Regions from separate parts of the Homo sapiens genome. Here all the other regions are linked to region 1. The links are chromatin loops, found by intact Hi-C in ENCODE. Cell type or tissue: PC-9. All regions are shown on one strand. Region 1 overlaps PRKCA (protein kinase C alpha). Region 2 overlaps PRKCA (protein kinase C alpha). Region 3 has its middle 27 kb from the start of PRKCA. Region 4 overlaps PRKCA (protein kinase C alpha).

Region 1 (5,000 bases):
CTGATTCTTTTGACAGTGTCTTTTGCAGAGCAGAAGTTTTTAATTATAATGAAATCCAGCTTACCAATTATTTTTTCATGGATTGCTCCTTTGGCCTTTGGTATTGTATCTAAAACGTTATTGCCAAACCCAAGGTCATCTAGATCTTTCTCCTTTGTTATTTTGTAGAGTTTTACAATTTTGTGTTTTGGTTTTTTTAATTAAATACAAAGGGATTGGTGGTTTTTGTTTCTTGGTAGAAACATAGTTTGTTTCTTTACCAGTGACATAAGCAATAACTTAAGTAAATAAATGAATGACTAGGAAACTCTTTGACTAGGCCAACCCCCATAGCCTTAATAACCACAACTTAACATTTGCAGAATAGGAAGGACTAATCCTTTAATTTATCTTTTATGTCTATCCAGAACTTTAGTCCTATGAGCTGTTTTGTAAACGAGATTTGTTTTGTGGGAAAGGGAATTTTGTTTCAAGACTTCCCTAAGAAACTGATAGCATCGGGTAATTCTTAAATTTGACTTATCATAATGGTATATCTGGAAGGAATTTGTCAACTGATATGTTATAATTATTTTTTAATTTTTTTTAATTTTTGAGATAGGTCTTACTCTCTTGCCCAGACTGGAGTGCAGTGGTGTGATCATGGTTCACAGCAGCCTCAAACTCCTGGGCTCAAGAGATCCTCCCACCTCAGTCTCCTGAGTAGCTGGGACTAAAGGCATGTGCCACCATGCCTGGCTAGTTAATTTTTTTTTTTTTTTAAGTAGAGATGAAGTCTTGCTGTGTTGTCCAAGCTGGTCTCACACTCCTGAGCTTGAGCAGTCCTCCCACCTTGGCCCCTCAAAAGTGTTGAGATTACAGAGGGGAGCCACTGTGCCTGGCCTGATATGTTTTAATTCTAACAGTAGATCTGCATAGAGAGAAAAGTTGGTATTATGAACAAAGGTAGCTTTAATTCGAAGAGACAACCATCCCCATTCCACAACCTCTTTCCACCCAAGCAAGGAAATTTATTGAGGCCAGTAACATTTTAAATGCTTTTTGGAGTTGTTTATTTGCATGTACTTTCTTTCTTATTGTGTAAGATTTGACTTTTTTTTTTAAAGGAGTTTCTTCACATGGATAACTCAGTTTGTATAGCCTAATGTAATCTCAGCAATAAGTCAAAAGCTGTTCTTCTGTAGGGCTATATAGTTCTCTGACATAGGAAATCATTCTTAGTTCCATTATATTGAGAAGAAACAGAGAAGCATTTTACATCCAAGTGCACCAGCAGCTGTTTTGTTACATAGCTGCTGTGTGCAGAGCCCAATACTGAGAATTTTAAGAAGTCACTGAAATATGTCGAAGCACGAGGATGGGTCTGGATCTCCTCACTCTAGACGCCTGTACCTTTTTTCTGTAGTCGGTGAATGAAATTTTGGAACATGAACTGCACGTGTGGAAAGAATTTGTGTGTGGGTGGAGGAAGCATCTAATGGGAACTGAGCTGGGGGAAGTAGAGCTTGGTCCCAGGTGTCCCAGCTGGAAGAGTTTGAAGCCAGACCCAGGGAGCCCTGCGTTTGAGGCCACCTGCACTGCTCACAAGCCACGGGCCTTGGGAAGCCCTTTCTGGGAACTTGCTTGTGGAGCTGAGATGGGGGTCAGAATTATTCTGCAAAGTGGTTCCCACTGAGCAACAAGTGACTTTCTCTTCCTCCACGTTTTCTTCTCCTTACCTCAAAATGGAAGAAACTTCTTGGCAAAATACCATTTAACATAATTTGGCCACACTGAACATTTAAAAATAATCAAAGATGGAGTCTGTGCTGTTAAGAATTGATAAGTATTCCACATAAAATCTAAACATCGTTCTTTTCTTTATTAAATTTTTGGTGTAATGCACAAAAACTTGAAACTTCAGCTTTTAATAAAATTGACTTTATTTCTAAAGAGAAGTGGGAATAACAGTGGTGCTAAGATTAGCAGTAAAAGCCTTTAACCTGCGAATTCCTTCACGCTGGGGTCAAAGAAGGGAAGTCCACGTGGATGTTTGACTTGTGACCTCTTCCTTCATTTAAAAAAAAAAAAGACTTAAATTACTCATGCCCTCAGTTTAAATTTGTGACTGGCATTTGAAACTATGGAATGATTCACTTTTCCTTGTAGCAAGAAAATTTGAAAATGAAAGCAAAATGATGCTCATATTCAAACTGAACCTACTATGAAAAGATGTTTGCTGATGGCTTCGTTGCCCTGCAAACACACACGACAGAGATGGCTGTTGTTCAACACATTATTTTCCTCTTCCTCTGAGCATCTTAGAGAGGGATGACTGTGCATGTTGCCTCATGCGCAGGAGGTGGTGTGCAAAGATCTTTTGGTTTGTATCGTGGCTTACAGGCTCTCATTTAGGCCATGGCATGGTACATTCCAATACCATGAGTGGTTAAATCTCAGGAATTCCAAAGTGTATGAACGGAGTGATGTCAGCTGTACTCTCATTTCATGCTATGTAGCCAGATGTCGTGTAGCTAACCTCAGCAGTTACTATACATAATGTGCTATAACTGGCTGATTTAAGGTAAACTGCCTCAGTTTCCTCATCTGTAAATGATGGCTTTTGACTAAATAATAGCTTAGTTTTCATTGTGAACAAAATGCTTGTTTAGCTGGGCAAACACATTTTTTTTTGCAGAAAAACAGCCCTATCACCAATAGTACCTGCTCTAGTGCTTTTAAAAATTAGAATGAAATTTTGTTTGTACATTTTTGTTTGTTTTTGACAGTCTCACTGTGTCACCCAGGCTGGAGTGCAGTGGCACCATCTTGGCTCACCACAGCCTCAAACTCCTGGGCTCAAGCGATCCTCCTGCTTCAACCTCCTGAGTAGCTGGGACCACAGGTGCATGCTAGTATGCCTAGCTAATTTTTTAATTTTTTGTGGAGATGGGGTCTCACTATGTTGCTCAGGCTTGTCTTGAACTTCTGGGCTCAAGCGATCCCCACGCCTTGGCCTTCCAAAGTGCTAGGATTACAGGTATGAGCCACTGCGTCTGGCCTTGGTTGTACTTAAAAAACAAAAACAAAAAATTAAAAAAAAAAACAACAGAAAACTTTTCATGGCTCCCAGGAGCATTTATATGACTAACAAGTTATCTTTCCTTGCTGATAGTTCCACTTTCCTCGTGTTTGACAGAAATGACTCTTAGTTTAGGAACTCCTCATTAGCTGTTTCCAGGAGCAGTGGGGTATCATTTTGATGCTTCTTTATTTCTTCTATGCAACTAAAATACAAAGTGAAGATACGATGTCTCTGAAATGATAAAGCTACATTTGTCAAAAAGCACATATTTTCCATTCGACATTTTGGCTTAAAGAAATGAAAACTACAGAATGACTTTTTCCTTTATCTGGGTCTGTGCTGTGTATTTACCTATTTAAAAAGATATACAGGTGAAAAATATTTTTTGAAATGAACTTGTCTGAATCAAGATGCACACTCTTGCAGCAACATCACAGGGTGTCTCTGTCACTGAGGACTCTGTCCTCATTTGTGTGGGCTGACTGGGTCGCTGGCTGTGGGAGGCACACATTTGCTATCTTGGTGCAGCAGTTTGTAGTCAGCTGACTGACTTGTTCCTGCACATGCATTTTTTTTCCTGGCAAGTCATAATTCATGTTTTTCCTAAGGTCCAACCCTATTATAACTGACAGATCCTATCTGGCTGAGAAACATGGGCACCCTTCTGTTTTTGCCTCTTGTTCCCAACATATTTGTATGCTTTTCAATAGGAAGCTGACCTGGAGTAAATGCCCAGGGTTGTCTGAGGTCTCTAAATGGAAGGTGTGGTCTGAAACCAGCTAACTATGGCAGCATTAGGGCAAGAGCGCACAGGTAAAGGACTTCTGAAGGAGGGTGGAGGGTGGGAAAGTGGGAGGGGCGAGAGCTAACATGAATGAAACTGAAGAGAAACAGAAGTTGTGGCTGGCATGCAGGAGAAACCCAGATTCCCATTCACCACTTCCTCTCACCTCCAGAAATTACCCATCATTCCTCTCTATTTTGCAATCCTCTCTATTTCCCCTGAAGGTTCTGCTTTGAATGCTGTCTTCCCAGCAGAAATGTTGAAGGGAAGTAGCTCAGCCCAGTTCCCTTCTGGGCCACCACTTTCAACTGTAGACTTTCTAGTCAGAGCCAAGAAGGCCATGGACTCTGAGAATGGCATTTAAAGTCTCTGCCGGGCTCCACTTAGTTCCCCTTCCCCTACAGATGCCTTATTCCCTCGAAATGCAAACGAGGCTCCATGGCCACAGTTTCCTTCCTCTTTCTGTCCACATTCCAGTCGTTCACCATCTCGAGAACACTGGGGCACCCTCCTCTACCCCCAGCCAGAGCTGTCATTTAGTTGTGATCCACAAATCTGCTAAAGAGAAAGGTGCCCTGCTATCATTTTGCAAAGGCTTGCTTGGAACACATTCCTGCCATTCTTTTTTGCTGCTCTGTAGCCTGAGTGATTATTTGTTTAGTGTAGGAGTAAATATGAGGGGTGCTGTGTTTCTTAAAAACAAAACAAAACAAAACTTTTAGTGACATATGCTCATTGGGGGAAATAAGATAGAAATAAATAATATTGAAAACAAACACCCGTCAATCACGTGACAACCACAATATAGCACTTTGGTGAAAATGGTCTTAATTTAAAAAAGAAAGTCCATCTTTCTAGGTATCTGAGCAATTCATTACTATTCTATGTAATTTTTGTGGGTTTATAATTAATTTTGTAGATTGGGATTTACTAGCATGTGATACCTTGTAAAGGACATTTTACATTAAATTATCTTCCTCCCTAGCACATTGCCTAATTCTGTCACTTGTATTATTGAGGAAACATTTGCAAGTAGGACAAAAAGCTGTCTGCAAATACTTAAGCTTTGAGTTGTTTTTTTCTGAAGTGCGAACACAATCAATTGGGTTAAGTCTCCCAGCCCCTAAGTGGGGGTATTTATGTTTTTTTTAG
Region 2 (5,000 bases), 170 kb after region 1:
TGATTTTGTTTTGAAAAACGGGTCAGAAAGGTTTGGAAACAGCAGTGTGTTTCCTTTACTTAGAGAAAAGCGTCCTAATTCTGCTTTTCAGATAAATCTTTAGACTCATCCTCCCACGACTCCTTAACATGAGATCAGCGGGTTATATATTTAATGAAGAAGTAAAAGATGTTCCTTTGGTGCTGTTCTACTTGAGTTAATGTATTTCACCAGCCAATACTACTGTATTCCCTATTCAGTAAACAGTATATTTAATACATATGTAGTACAGTAAATGCTCTTGCATTGGAATTATGCATGTAAAATCTGATGAAACCCTAAACTCTGTAGTTTAGTTAATGGTATTGTAGCATTGTCCTGGGTCTGCAAATGTGCCGTGGTTATGTAAGATGTTATCACTGGGGAAGCTGGATGAAGGGTATGAAGGAACAGTCTGTACTATTTTTGCAAATTCTTGTGAGTCTTAAATTATTTCAAATTAAATAGCTTTAAAAAAAAAAGAATTAAAGAGATGATCTAGTCCGGTTGTTTTCAACTTTAATTTTAGCAGTGGTCTCCCTCTTCTGCCTTCTCCTGCCTCCATCCTCAGCATCCTTAGGCACCACCTGACGTTTTAAAAATGCTGATCCCACCCAATACATTTAGGCTCCAGATGAGGAAATCAGGGCCCACAGAAGTAAAATGCATCACTATTTAGAGGCTATTGATAGAAACACAGTGAGCCTGGGGAGTTTTTAGGACGAGTTGCTCTCTGCAGATCTTCATGACTCACAGCTCTGTCGCTAACACTGTGGTTTCTTTTGTCAGACTAGGTGAGATTAATTAGACTGGAAAAGAGTTTCCATGCTCCTGCATCCCATTGCTGCAGTGCAAGAAATGGCATCATCCATATAATTGAGACAGTGCAAGAGGTGGTTTGGGTTAGCAGACAGTTTAACAAAACACCACTCAGGGCATTTGCCAAGAGGACTGGCTTGAAAGTCCAGGCATGGGGTGCAGAAGTCGGGAATGCGGGACCTAGGAGGAAGTCCCTTGACTTCTGCCAGCTTGGCCTTCACTCTGACCACCTATGAAGCCTGAGGGTGATTAGCCCAGAGGATAGGGAGTCCTGTTTCCTCCCCATCCAGGCCCAAGTCACTAAAGTATTTTGGGGAAACCCTGGGCACCTTGAAGTTTGCTCCTAAGGATAATGTAATAATAATTGCTTATATTTGTCTAAGGATTTTCAGGTTGCAAAGTCTTTCTCTTATATTCCCTAAGCTGGGTGTCACCCCTTGCCCATGACACGGGCAGATTGGTTTTATTTCTGCTTTATAAATAAATGACGTGACTTTTCCAAGGTAAGAGCTTGTGCCGGGACTGGGGTCAGAACACAGGTCTCCACAGTCCTGCTAAGTGCTCTTCTCATAGGAGACTCTCTTGTTCTAAACAAAGATCCTGGTTATTGTGAAGCACCTGTGCACAATTGCTGATCAACAAACAGCTGGTGCTATTATTATTACTGTCGTTGTAATTCATAGGCAGGATCTTTGGCCACATGTAATTTTGGGGTGTGACAACTCCAAGACTTGCTGGTTCTCCAGACTTAGGCAGGAGGTGGAAGCGATGGTTTCCTCTCTTCCTACACCTCCAAACGGTGAGAACCTGAAGGTGCCATATGGCTGTTGCGTGAGTAAGCCTTAGGTTTTCCTGAAAAGTGAGTTGCCTGTGTGCCACATCAATGGAGATCTATGTGACAACCAACTGGTATGACAACCACCCTGGGGCTGCCTGGCATGCACATACTCCTGAGGGCTCCGTGCGAGCTGCCATTCTTTATTAATTTAGTGCCATTTGTTGATGCCTCGTTTCTGCAGGGAAAACTGGTTCCTTCATTTCCCCTGGCATATTCTGCGCCCTCCGCACTGTAGGACGCAACCTTTCCTGTCAACACAGGTATTTTTAATTGGTGCTGGCACCAACCTACTCCCTGAACATTCTTCCTGATGTCCTGGGATCCTGGCAAAAGTGGTGGGCTTCCCTAATGGTGGAAGTCTAAGGCCATACTTCAGACCGTGGACCCAACTACTGCTTTCTAGAAGAAATAACCTGTCAAGGAAGATGTTGATGTCTCACACCCTGAGAGAAACATTTAGGAGGTAAACCACTGACCTGCCTCGAGGATATCATTAATCATCTACACATAGAGGTGCTAGGTACTCACCTCGCACCAGTGACACACTTACTAAATATTTGTTGAATGACCTCCTAGAGCAGTGGTTTTCCAGTCTTTAGTGTGTCCGCCAACACAAGGATCACTGGCAGGATCTGCTCAAACACAGACTGTGAGGCCCCACCCCCAGAGTTTCTGACTCGGTTGGTCTGGGAAAGGACTAAGTACTATGCCTTTCTAACAAGTTCCAAGTGATGTGATGCTGTGCGGGAACCATGCTCTGAAAACCCTTGTCCTAAAGCAGGGCTTGGCAAACTTTTCCTAAAAGGACCCAAATAGTAAATATTTTAGATTTTGTGGCCCACACAGTCTCTGTCATAATTACTCAACTCTGCCATTATAGCCAAAGAAAATATGTAAATAAAGGAGCATGTCTGTTTTCCAATAAAATTTTATTTACAAAAATAGGTGGTGGACTTGTTTCTAAAATATATATATATATATGTGTGTGTGTGTGTGTGTATATATATATATATATGTTGCAAATATAAAAATGCGTTGTAAATATATTGAGAGCCAGATCCTCATTCTGGGTAGATCTCCAAAAGCTCTTGTGATGGGAATCCAACGTTGGTCACATCGTAGGTCTGTGCTCTCTGAAGCAGCACAAATACAAAACTTGGAGTGAAACAGAGATGAGCGTTGTTCCTGTGCAAGGATCACGTGCAAATATGTGAACTGTTTCATATAAAAAAAAATCTGAGGTCTGATGTTCATCAACCATGTGATTTGGGGAAGGTCATTAACATCTCTGTAAAACGAGGATAATTAGGCAGTAAAAACTAGGGGAAAATGCTCATTTTTATAAGTTCTGGGTGGTGCAGACACGAGGGGTTTACTATTCTTTATACTTCTCTGTATGATTGAACTATTTCAGAATTCTCAAATCTGTGTCTTTAAAAAGTAGTCATAGGCCAAATGCTTTGGGAGGCCAAGGCAGGTGGATCACGAGGTCAGGAGATCAAGACCATCCTGGCTAACAAAGTGAAACCCCGTCTCCACTAAAAATACCAAAAATTAGCCAGGCGTGGTAGTGGGTGCCTGTAGTCCCAGCTACTCGGGGGGCTGAGGCAGGAGAATGGCATGAACCTGGGAGGCAGAGCTTGCAGTGAGCAGAGATCGTGCCACTGCACTCTAGCCTGGGCAACAGAGCAAGACTGTCTAAAAAAAAAAAAGTCATAACAAGCCTTTGGCATATATGTGGCTTAGGGTTTAGGTTCCATAGTCAACCAAAAGATGAATTATCTTACAGTCAGAATCACCTTTGGAATTCCCCGAAATCACCAGCACCAAGGCCCTCAGAAAGTCAGCAGCCAAGAATATTCTGCTTTATGTCACTTTGCATTGGAGAAACCCTGAGAGAAAGGTTAATTCAAGCTTATTATGTCTACAGTAGATCTCTGGATCTCCTGCCCTTCCCCAAACCCTGATCTTCTAAAGTCTTGCTTAATTCAGTGGATGGCCACTCTGCCTTTGCAGCTGCTCAGGCCACAAGGAGTGATTCAAGAGGAAGAACTTAATAGGAATGAGTCCTGATAGGTACATGTTGAATATGAAATTGTTTTATAGTTCCAATAGAACAGTAGAGTCTATGGCCATACCACCCTGAACATGCCTGATGGAAAGCTAAGCAGGGTCGGGTCCGGTTAGTACTTGGATGGGAGACAAATAGATCATCTAAGTAGAAGCTCAGAGCTCTACTATTATTTATTTATTTATTTTTTGAGATGGAGGCTCGCTCTGTCGCCCAGGCTGGCGTGCAGTGGCATAATCTCAGCTCACTGCAACCTCCACCTCCTGGACTCAAGCGATTCTCCTGCCTCAGCCTCTCAAGTAGCTGGGATTACAGGCACACGCCACCATGCCTGGGTAATTTTTGTATTTTTAATAGAGACAGGGTATCACCATGTTGGCCAGGCTGGTCTCAAACTCCTGATCTCAGGTGATCTGACTGCCTCAGCCTCCCAAAGTGCTGAGATTACAGGTGTGTGCCACTGTGCCTGGCCTACCTTTATATATTAATAAACAGAGGAGGCTGGGCGCGGTGGCGCATGCCTGTAATCCCAGCACTTTGGGAGGCCGAAGCAAGTAGATCACCTGATGTCAGGAGTTTGAGACCAGCCTGAATAACATGGTGAAACCCCATCTCTACTAAAAATTAAAAAAAATTAGGTGTGGTGGCAGGCACTTGTAATCCCAGCTACTTGGGAGGCTGAGACAGGAGAATCGCTTGAACCTGGGAGGCAGAGGTTGCAGTGAGCCGAGCTCGTGCCACTGCACTCCAGCTTGGGTGACAGAGTGAGACTCTGTCTCAAAAAATAATAATAATAAAATTGAATAAATAAATAAGCAGAGGCCCCAGAAGCAGAGGCGCTTATCTGCACTACCTGCGTGGTACCTACCTACCCTGTGATACGGCACTCTTCTAAGCATTTTACAAAGACTGACTCGTTTTGTCCTTATTTATAGTAACCACAGAAGACAGATGCTGTTAATTTCCCAGCTTATAGATGAGGCAGAAAGGATAAGTAATTCGTCCAAGGCCATGCCTCTGGGTAGTAGCAGAGCTGGAACCTGAACCCAGGCAGTGACTCCAGAATCTACGCTCTTTAACCACGATGGTCTTCTGTATATCATTTTTCTTCCCTATCCATAATCTGTGAGTTGAGGGACAAAAGCTTAAAAATCTAAAGAAAAAAGATGTCTGGTTGCACCTTTGGTGCTCTATGTGGTATGCTAGAGAAGGTAATGAAATTGCAGTGGGCTATGGGGAGGCGTAATTTCAGTG
Region 3 (5,000 bases), 190 kb before region 1:
TTTGCTTTCCAGCAATCTTATTGATTGAACATGCTTCCAAATTTTTTCATCTTTGACACGTTTCTTACAATGTAATTTTACAGGGCAGGAATCATCCTTGTTGAAGAGGAGAGTCCAAGACGGGGCGGCATTCTTGTGTAATGAGTTGCTTTAGCTTTTTCTTTTTTTCTTTTTCTTTTTTTTTTTTTTTTGGCTAAAACTAAGAATGTGTCAGTGGCAAACACTAAAAATCCACCCCCATTTACTTCTTGTGGCTGTTCCTGAGGGATGTCAGTGATAAAGTCACCCAACTTACAAACTTTACAGTGAGTCACTCATCCCATTAAAGGCCCTTGAGATGTACGATAACAGCAAAAAAAAACCCCACCTTTCCAGAAGGATATCATAACAATTAGAAAATCAGTCATGATGGCAGTGAACCTCAATGTTCTGATCCACAAAATAAGGCTTTGGTGAAGAATAAATGAAATTACATTTGTGAAAATTTTGCAGTGTGAGCTTTTATTACTCGTATCTTTACAAAGAACATAATAGATACTGCTACATTTTTGCAAAGCAAGCTGACATCTGGAGTATGAAACAATCATTAATAATTATCTGTGCTGGTCAGGCATGGTGGATCAAGGTTGTAATCCCAGCACCTTGGGAGGCCAAGGCAGGGGGATTGCTTGAGGCCAGGAGTTTGAGACCAGCCTGGCCAACATAGTGAGACTCCATTTATATAAAAAAATTAAAAATCAGCCAGGTGTTGTGCCACACACCTAAATTCCTAGCTACACTGGAGGTTAAGACAGGAGGGTTGCTTGAGCCCAGTAATTCAAGGCTATAGTGAGCTATGATTATGCCACTGCACTCTAGCCTGGGAGACAGAGATAGAGCCTGTCTCTCAAAACAAAACGAAAACAAAACAACAACAACAAAAAGCTGGGCACAGTGGCTCATGCCTGCAACCCCAGCACCTTGAGAGGCCAAGGCAGAAGGACTGCTTGAGTCCAGGAGTTCTAGACCAGCTGGACAATGTACCAAGACCCCCATCTCTTTAAAAAGTGTAGCTGGGCCTGGGTGGTACATAACTGTAGTCCCAGCTACTCAAGAGGCTGAGGTGGCAGGATCCCTTGTGCCCAGAAGTTGGAGGATGCAGTGAGCTGTGATAGCTACACACTCCAGCCTAGGTGACAGTGACAGAGCAAGATCCTGTGTCTAAACAAGAAAAAGAAACGGTATCTGTGCAAAAAAAAAAAAAGTATTCAAAAGTCTAAACCTTGTGTTAGAGACAGCCATTGCACAAACAAGAAGAAAGGGAATTCATTAGACCATGCATAAGTATCAGAAAGAGCCTGAATGTTTTTTTAAATCATTATTATTTACAATTTTTTTTTTTTTTTTTGAGACGGAGTCTTGCTCTGTCACCCAGGCTGGAGTGCAGTGACGCGATCTCGGCTCATTGCAAGCTCTGCCTCCCGGGTTCACGCCATTCTCCTGCCTCAGCCTCCCAAGCAGCTGGGACTACAGGTGCCCGTCACCGCGCCTGGCTAATTTTTTGTATTTTTAGTAGAGACGGGGTTTCACTGCATTAGCCAGGATGGTCTTGATCTCCTGACCTCGTGATCTGCCCGTCTCGGCCTCCCAAAGTGCTGGGATTACAGGCGTGAGCAACTGCGCCTGGCCTATTTACAAAAATTTTTTAGAGACAGAGTCTTGCTCCATCATCCGGCTGCAGCCTGGACTTCCTGGGCTCTGACAATCCTCCTACCTCAGCCTCCTGAGTAGTTAGTATTACAGGCATAGGCAACCATGCCCAGCTAATTATTTTTAAAGTGTTTTGTAGAGGCAGGGTCTCACTATGTTGCCCAGGCTGGCCTCAAATTCTAGACCTCACCTGGCATGGTGGCTCACGCCTGTAATCCCAACACTTTGGGAGGCCAAGGCAGGATTGCTTAAGCCTAGGAGTTCTCCAACTCCAGCATAGTGAGACCCCATCTCTACCAAAAATACAAAAATTAGCCTGACATGGTGGTGCATGCCTGTAATCCCAGCTACTGGGGAGGCTGAGGTGGGAGGCTTGCTCGAGCCTGGGAGGCAGAAGTTGCAGTGAGCCAAGATCGTACCACTGCACTCCAGCCTGGGTGACAGAGTGAGACTCTGTCTCAAAAATAAAATAAATAAAAACAGGCCAGGCATGGTGGCTCACACCTGTAATCCTAGAACTTTGGGAGGCTGAGGTGGGCGGATTGCCTGAGCTCAGGAGTTCGAGACCAGCCCGGGCAACGTGGTGAAACCCTGTCTCTACTAAAATACAAAAAAAAAAAAAAAAAATTAGCCAGGCATGTTGGCATGTGCCCGTAATCCCAGCTACTTGGGAGGCTGAGGCAGGAGAATTGTGTCAACCCAGGAAGTGGAGGTTGCAGTGAGCTGAGATTGTGCCACTGCACTCCAGTCTGGGCGGCGGAGCAAGACTCCATCTCCAAAAAATAATAATAATAATAGTAAATAAAATAAAAATAATAAAAATAAGAAATAAATATATCACCTCGTTAGTCCTTACAACAAAGCCAATAGCCTTTGTTCACATAAGTGGAATCCCACTCTCATTTCATAGCTAAGAAAACTGAGGCTCAGAAGAGAATAGGATTTACCCAAAGTCTCAGGAATTCATCTGAGCCCTATGGACCACCCCACAGCAGTGCAGATTATCTTTGCAAGGTATTACGTGCCTAAGACAGTCTTTCCAGTAGATGACTCAGTGAGCTGGCACCACTTGCAGACTAGCCAGTAGAGTGACCACAGTGTATCAGGAAGATGTGTCACTGAGAAAACAAAACCAGCAAGGATTGTGTGATGCCACAGTGACTCACTGTGCCCAAGGTCCCCCACTCTAACTAGGAGTATTCCCCAGTGGCCTTTATACAACTTGCTGATCTTTTCCTACTTGGCTCGTCTACTCGCCGCACAATCATTCCCATGCAGCCCCACCCCACCCCAGTCCCACCCGTCCTCCTGATGGGGCCTGCTTCTCATCCTCCGCTGAGGTGTCAGATTGACTTCCAGAGGCTTCTGCAGAGCACTTCTCACTCCAATCTCCTCCAATTCTCTAAGCACAAGCAGGAACCTGGGCATTTCCAGCTGCTCAAGCTAAGAGGTCCCCCTTCCAGCCTGGCTCGTGCTGGTGCTTAGGTGGGGCTCCTGTCCCTATCCCCTACAGCTCTGTTGTCTCTCGATATGTCACTCTTTGCACCAGAAAGAACAACCAAGGATCATTCTCAATGCTTCACACAGAAACCCTCTTCTCCCAAATGAATTTCCCGTTCCCTTTCTCAGGGACCCCCAAAGGTATAGCTGCAGCCTCCCAGAACACTTATTCTACAGGAGGCTGCTTAGACCACAGCTGTATTCGGGAAAAGGAAATTTCATTAGGATGTAATGATCTCAGGCCTCCAAAGCCCTGGCTGGCTGGAAAAAGGAGGCTACAGTCAGGATCCTGTCCAAGCCGCCAGAAGAAGTGGCTGATGGCTTTCTAGGCTGCCTCTCTCTGTGCATAATCCTGCTCATATCTCACTGGTCACAGCTGCAAAGGAGTTTAGGAGTGTAGTATCTTAGATGGGCACATATCCCTAGAAAAGCATTGCAAAGCAGAAGGGGAAAATGGAGTTGGGTAGACAACAAGTATTCTCAGAAGATAAGGGCATAGCTGGCAATCTGAACAGTGAGTGTTAAGGTTAGCCATTCCAATATCACACAGATAAGAAAAGGCCCTATGATTTGGCAACCAAGAGATTACTCATGGCCTTGGAAAAGACAAACCTAGCAGAACACTGGATTGGGAGTGGGGTTAAGCAATGAGTGGGGGTGAGGAAGTGGAGACATGGGACCCAGACTTTTCTACAGAGATGTTTCAGTAAAGAGAAATGAGGGCTGGGCGCAGTGGCTCATGCCTGTAATCCCAGAATTTTGGGAGGCCGAGACGGGCGGATCACAAGGCCAGGAGATCGAGACCATCCTGGCTAACATGGTGAAACCCCGTCTCTACTAAAAATACAAAAAATTAGCCAGGTGTGGTGGCGGGCGCTTGTAGTCCCAGCTACTCAGGAGGTTGAGGCAGGAGAATAGTGTGAACCCGGGAGGTGGAGCTTGCAGTGAGCTGACACAGTGCCACTGCACTCCAGCCTGGGCAACAGAGAAAGACTCCATCTCAAAAAAAAAAAAGAAAAAAAAAGAGAGAAATGAGAGACAGAGAAATAGACAGCTGTATTATAAAAATATACACATAATTCCTAACCTTTATTTTGACTGCTTCTTTTCCTCTCCCCAACTCAATCTTGGCAACAGTTACTAATAGCAAAATTGACTGACCTGAGTTCCAGCTTCTCTCTGTTCTTCTTCCCAGGGAAGGTGCTAATGAGGAATGAAATGGCCAAAGGCTGAACTGCGGGAGGGAGAAGTGAAGCTCTGGAACATGCAGCAGCTGAGCGTGGAGCACTGAGGATTTTCTCCATGACAAAAAGGAGTTTTATCATGGCCAGGTGTGGTGGCTTATGCCTGTAATCCCAGCACTTTGGAAGGCTGAGGTGGTAGGATTGCTTGAGGCCAGGAGTTCAAGATCAGCCTGAGCAACATAGCAAGACCCCGTCTCTAAAAAATTAATAAATAAATAAAAAGATTAGCCGGGCATGGTGGCCTGTGCCTGTAGTCTCAGCTACTTGGGAGGCTGAGGTGAGAAGATGGCTTGAGCCCTGGAGGTTGAAATGCAGTAAGCAGTGATAGCACCACTGCGCTCCAGCCTGGGTGACAGAGTGAGACCTTTTTTTTTTTTCTTTCAGTGAAAGTACAGAGATTTATTGCAAAGGCAGAATTACACACTTAAGAAAGGGAAGTGCAAGTGCAATGGGGTTTGGAGTCCCTACATTTATGGGTTTATTGAATTAAGGGGTGGAATATTCATGAAGATTCCTGGAAAAAGATGGAAATTTATCAGAACTGCGGTGCAAACCTAATGCTAAGAA
Region 4 (5,000 bases), 210 kb after region 1:
CTTGTACCACTAACATGCATTGGAAATCTAGAACAATTTAAAGTCTAAGCTTGTTGCACAAATTAGCAGAAAGTTGAAGAAGATAAAATACATGGCCCTGAAAACAGAGCGAACATTAACAAACAGAAGCCACACAGACCAATGGGAAAGATAGGGCTTATTCCACTAATAATGTTGAGAAGTTGTCTAAACATTTGGAGGAAAATAAATGAGATCTTCTTTCACACTGTACACCAAAATAAATTTCAAATGGTCTTAAGAGTTAAATATAAGAAAGAAACAAAATAATTAAAACTTAGGTGAATATTAAGCTAATCTCAGAAAGGGCAAGGTTTTTGTAAGCCTAAAAGAAATGGAAAAAATAAAAGGAAATGTTTGACAGATTTAACTACATAATAAGTTAAGCTTCTCTGTTTCTAGAAGAATGGTGACATGTAACACAGTTTGCAGCAACTATGACAAAAGGCTTTTATCATTTATATCTCAACAACTCTTCTAACACAGTAAGAAAACTTGTTACTACCTTCTAGAAAACTTGAATAAGGAGTTAAGTCAGGCAGAAATAAATACAAATGGGCAAATAACCATGGAAAAAAAATTTAACCTCAAAAATAAGAAAGTCAAAATTACAGTGTTATTCTTTACTTTTCTCACCACTTCTTGATATGGTTTTGGTAGGATTGTGGTAAACTTTTAGAGGAGTAATTTGGCAATGTATGCCAAGAATCTTGAATAATTTCCATCCTTTAAGCTACTTCCAAGAATGTATTCTTATTCTTCTTTGCATCAGAAAATCTGTGGCGTTCTTAAACACACAGGGTATGATCAGACTTGCACAGCATAAATAGAACAAGAAAAAAAGTATCAGAAATTTCAATGAATATTTATGCATGAAGATGATCAGTTGCTATGTTATTTGTAAAGGTGAAAAATGATAAACTTTGTAGATGCCCCCAAACAGGGAATTGATTAAATAAATTCTGATTAGCCATAAAATGAGATGTTAGACATTTAAAATGTTTTCAAAGCATACTTTGTTATAAAGGCAGGTTCTAAAACTTTATTCCTAGTGTGATGTGAATTCTATAAAAATAAATATTTCAATGTAGATAGATGTGGAAGATACTGGCCATAAACATGCTAATGTGCCAATGTTGGTTCTCCCATGCAGAAGTATAGTTGTTTTAGTTTTCTTCTTTATATTTTTATGTCTTTAAATTTCTTGTATGATGGGTGCACCCGTTACTCCTATAATAAGAAAAAAATTTTCTTAAATATCTTCCTACGTTGTTTATGCAGAATCGTTTCAGTCTCTCATAACCTGGGAAATATTTCTCTCACAACTAGGTTTCATTTTCTTTTGAAACATCAGAATTATAGAACTTTAATGTAAAATTTTATGTCCCACTAATTGTAAAAGGGAAAGTAATGAAATATTTATGATCTTTTTCCAAGGACTAAACATTGTTGTTTCTCATCTTATACCACAGTCCTCCGAATTCTCTTATGTAAGTTTTGTTCCAGTAGAATTTTGGTTGATGAGTTGCCAACCTGTGTTTTCTGGTACGTGAATGGGACAGAAATTCACTCTTATCACCAAGCAGCCAGCCTCACCAGCAAAATAGAATATTCACTAAATAGGTTCCAAATAAGAAAATGGTTAATGTCCCTCAGTCCAGGTTTGTGTACAGGGCCATATGAAGCTGTGAGGCGATGTCTGATCAGGTGTATTTTTAGTGTATCTCATTATTCTTGCCTTTGTCTCTGGTAATAAGGAAACAAATATCACAAAATTTAGGGGTCATTATTTCTAAACATGAAAGAGATCACATCAGAAATTCTGCAACATTCATAAACACAGACGGTGTCAGCAGACTTGATACAGCATAAATAGAACAAATGCAGTGAACTAGACAGCACCCAGACCCAGTTTGTACACAGAATCTCAGTCTATAATTACCCAGTCAAAAATTGTTCATCGTGGTTGATGACACCTGTGCATTTTATTTCCTGAAATCTAGAGAAGTTCCACGTGATCACTATTTAACCAAGAGCAAAAGTCCCTTTCTGACCCATTTTTCCTGTAAGTGGAGATACATCCTGTGCTCTTTTGTCTTTGTGGGTACAGAGATTCTTTCTTCAAAGCATTTAACATTTTCAAAAAAGTGTGCCACTCCTTTTGGCCTGGCTTTCTTCGCCCGTGAAAAGGCCTGGGTGGTTTTTCCTTGTCCAAGAGTCCCTCCAAATGGACGCTTTATGTACTGCAACCAAGAGCTGAGAAGTTTCCAAGCTTTCCTGTCTGTGTTAGCATTCCGGTCATTCAGCAGGAATCCAATGAGCGCAGATTTTATCTTGTCTGTCCTGTGTTGCCCTGGGGGAGTGATCCCTGGGGATGCGAGGGGGTGTGGCCCTTGCCCTCAAGGTGCTGTCAGTCTGTAGACATGGAACACCTTTGGGCTGGGCTAGGCTGGCAGGAGAGTGGAAGGGCAGAGGAAATGGGTCTTGTGCAAGGCTAAGGGCTGACAGCACTGAGATGGATGGAGGAGTGTCCCCAGCGATGGGGCAGTGTGGACCCAGAAGCACAGAGCAAGGTGGGCACAGAGATACACGTGTTCAGCAGTTACTCAGTTCACGCATGGTGCTGTGCTGGGCAGTAGGGGTTCAAAATAACTAAAAGAGACTAACCTTGTTGGTGTGGAGTGGTTCTTTTGGGTTATATAAATACTAAATGTGATAGGTTGCATGCAGTTAAATATTTAGCATATAGAACCAACCCATCAGAACCAATGCCAGCTCCTAAGTCATACCAGCATCTGCTAGGGGAATGTGGGCCAGAAGACGGAGCGTCACTGACATTTAGATAGAGGTGTTCAAGTAAATGGTAGGAAACAGATTAGAGGCCTGTTTTCCATGTTGGGAGCCTAAAAGATACAGTAACCAAGTGCCACTCAAGCTGTGGTAGAGAATATCTCAGTTCTAACTTGTTAATGGGAGAAGAATATGATTTTGTTGTTGCTTCTGGCCAAATGATTCCAGTGAATCAGTCTGATGAGTGGCAGTGCCTGGGCTGCCACCCACAACCAACTCTCACCTGTCCTGTCGACTCTTCATTGTTCATGCTTGAGAAATCAGTTACCTCCTTATGCCATGGAGGGCCTGACTGCAGTGCACGCCCACCAATGGGAAGTCGTGCCCACACCAGTGGCAAGATATGCCACCACCATCATGGACCAACCACCCAACGCCTCCTATCCAAAGGCAGATCCCAGCAAGCACTTGCTCTCTGTTGCCGGGACTTCTCCCAGCTCCAAAACTGCCTTAGTCTGATCTATTAATATATCTTTTTAACTGGGTGGCTCATAAACAACAGAAGTTTACTTCTCACAGTTATGGAGGCTGGAGACTCCAAGTTCAGGGCACAGGAAGACTCAGTGGCTAGAGAGGGCCCATTTGCCGACAGCCCCACATCCTCACACGGTGGAAGGGCAAACCAGCTCCCTTGGGCTTCTCTTATAAGGGCACTGATCCTCTCCATGGAGGCTCTGCCCTCCTGGCCTAATCACCTCCCAAAGGCCCCTCCTCTTAATGTCATCGCCTTGGGGGTTAGGATTTCAAACACAAATTGGGGGCAGGAGGCACAAACATTCAGACCACAGCACAGAGCTCTTCCCATCCCCAGCCGAAGTAGGAATGACCCAGAGGAAGGCTGCTGTCCCTTTGCACACAGGTTCTGAAAGTGCGTGGAGAGAGGACGATCCCTCGGTCCCTGCAGAACCAGGCTCTTGAAGCATATAGCAGAGGTTCTCTACCCAGGGCCTACCCTAGAATGTCATCAAAACTGCAGTGTTGTATTAAAGGGGTGCATGGCTTAGAGAGAATGGAGAATGCCCAGCCCAGAGGCCCAGAGTGTTTTAGGATGTGCCTGTTACCCAAAGTTAAAATCTGTATGCGTCAGGAGTGACACTTGGGAGCTACACTTCCCAACCCCCTCTCCTGCGGCCACCGGAGCCTGCCTGGGCCCCTTCTCCTGAAACGGCCTTCTCTGCCCACATAATAGCCCCTAGCGATGCCAGTTCTGGTTCCTCCGCGGGGTCCCACGCCAGCTGACCCAGCAGTACCTGTAACGTGTCCCACCCTTGCCAGGGTTTGTGTGCCTGCATGGTTTTAGAGGTTCCAAGTCAGAGCCCCTAAACCCCTTGCCTTATTGCTAGACAGCTTGACCGCCCCCGGAACATCACGTGGGAAGGGCGCTCGGTAAATCCTGTTCTGGAGGCAATCTGTCACTCCACCAGTTTCCCAATCAACATTTGCCGAGGAGTTCTGGCTCCCGGTGCAGAACTGACTTGTGGCGACGTGAGGGAACTGGCAGCTTCTTAGACCCAAGTTCTCCCTCGCAGCATCGTCAGAAGAGGCCCAAAGTAGAGACGCAAACAAACCCTGAGAACAGCGTGTTCTTCCCAGTAACGTGACCGGGAAAATGTGAGCCAGAGGAAACTTGAGAGCTCCGTGGTGCGGCTGAGCTGGTGGGGTGAGGGTTTTTTCCCTTTTTCTATCTGGTCCAGCCCATCGGCCACTTGAGATGCTCCTGAACTGAGTAACCAAGCTGTTCGGAGGGTACTTTCTCAGCAGGACAAGCCCTGAGCTCTGGAAAAACGCAGCTAGAATAACGAGGAAGCAGAGGGGCCTCTCCCACACCAGGCTTGCCCCGACAGGTCAGCTTGCTTGTGGCCCAGCGCTACTGCGCACATGTTCCTTTAAGATCCCTATTTCCGAGGCAGCCGTGGCATAATTAAAGAATGGCCCTGTGGATGTCCTACGGTGCTCACTGTTTGCACTTGCTTCTGGGTGGGGCTAAGGTGTGGGACCGGCCGGGGAAGCCTGAACAAGGTGGGGTTGGCCAATTGCAACAGGTCACAGCCAGATCAGATACCCTGAGGAGGAGGCTGTGAGTCATGTTTGTCCAGAAGTGCCAACTGCTGCACCAGAAAAGCCGGGAGAAA

The links. A loop is a pair of places that touch in the nucleus more often than their neighbours do. Peaks named below come from ENCODE experiments on the same cell type or tissue, not always from the same donor. Only the 100,000 strongest peaks of a DNase experiment are listed, where the experiment ranks them.
Region 2: it touches region 1 in a loop (15-fold over the local background); 3 of 110 quality-filtered maps call a loop at or near these places.
Region 3: it touches region 1 in a loop (16-fold over the local background); 5 of 110 quality-filtered maps call a loop at or near these places.
Region 4: it touches region 1 in a loop (5-fold over the local background); 5 of 110 quality-filtered maps call a loop at or near these places.

The regions. Positions count from the first base shown.
Region 1 is chr17:66,464,817-66,469,816 of GRCh38, forward strand. All of the region lies in intron 2 of PRKCA (protein kinase C alpha), which reads left to right. Among named protein-coding and RNA genes, the nearest start is that of PRKCA-AS1, 50 kb to the left of the region's middle. RefSeq lists a silencer at 2,195-2,489. In PC-9, no CTCF peak of the experiment used is centred here; DNase peaks (open chromatin) are centred at 2,355 and 4,005; H3K4me3 peaks cover 1,088 bases; H3K27ac peaks cover 4,347 bases.
Region 2 is chr17:66,635,470-66,640,469 of GRCh38, forward strand. All of the region lies in intron 3 of PRKCA (protein kinase C alpha), which reads left to right. It also overlaps the pseudogene RNU6-928P and the pseudogene RNA5SP445. Among named protein-coding and RNA genes, the nearest start is that of MIR634, 150 kb to the right of the region's middle. In PC-9, no CTCF peak of the experiment used is centred here; DNase peaks (open chromatin) are centred at 942 and 2,192; H3K27ac peaks cover 2,425 bases.
Region 3 is chr17:66,273,018-66,278,017 of GRCh38, forward strand. No RefSeq gene overlaps it. Among named protein-coding and RNA genes, the nearest start is that of PRKCA, 27 kb to the right of the region's middle. RefSeq lists a silencer at 3,514-3,808. In PC-9, no CTCF peak of the experiment used is centred here; DNase peaks (open chromatin) are centred at 164, 2,794 and 3,744; H3K4me3 peaks cover 715 bases; H3K27ac peaks cover 4,003 bases.
Region 4 is chr17:66,671,759-66,676,758 of GRCh38, forward strand. The region is part of intron 5 of PRKCA (protein kinase C alpha); the gene reads left to right. Among named protein-coding and RNA genes, the nearest start is that of MIR634, 110 kb to the right of the region's middle. RefSeq lists an enhancer at 4,437-5,000. In PC-9, a CTCF peak has its summit at 2,252; DNase peaks (open chromatin) are centred at 2,353 and 4,873; H3K4me3 peaks cover 33 bases; H3K27ac peaks cover 1,271 bases.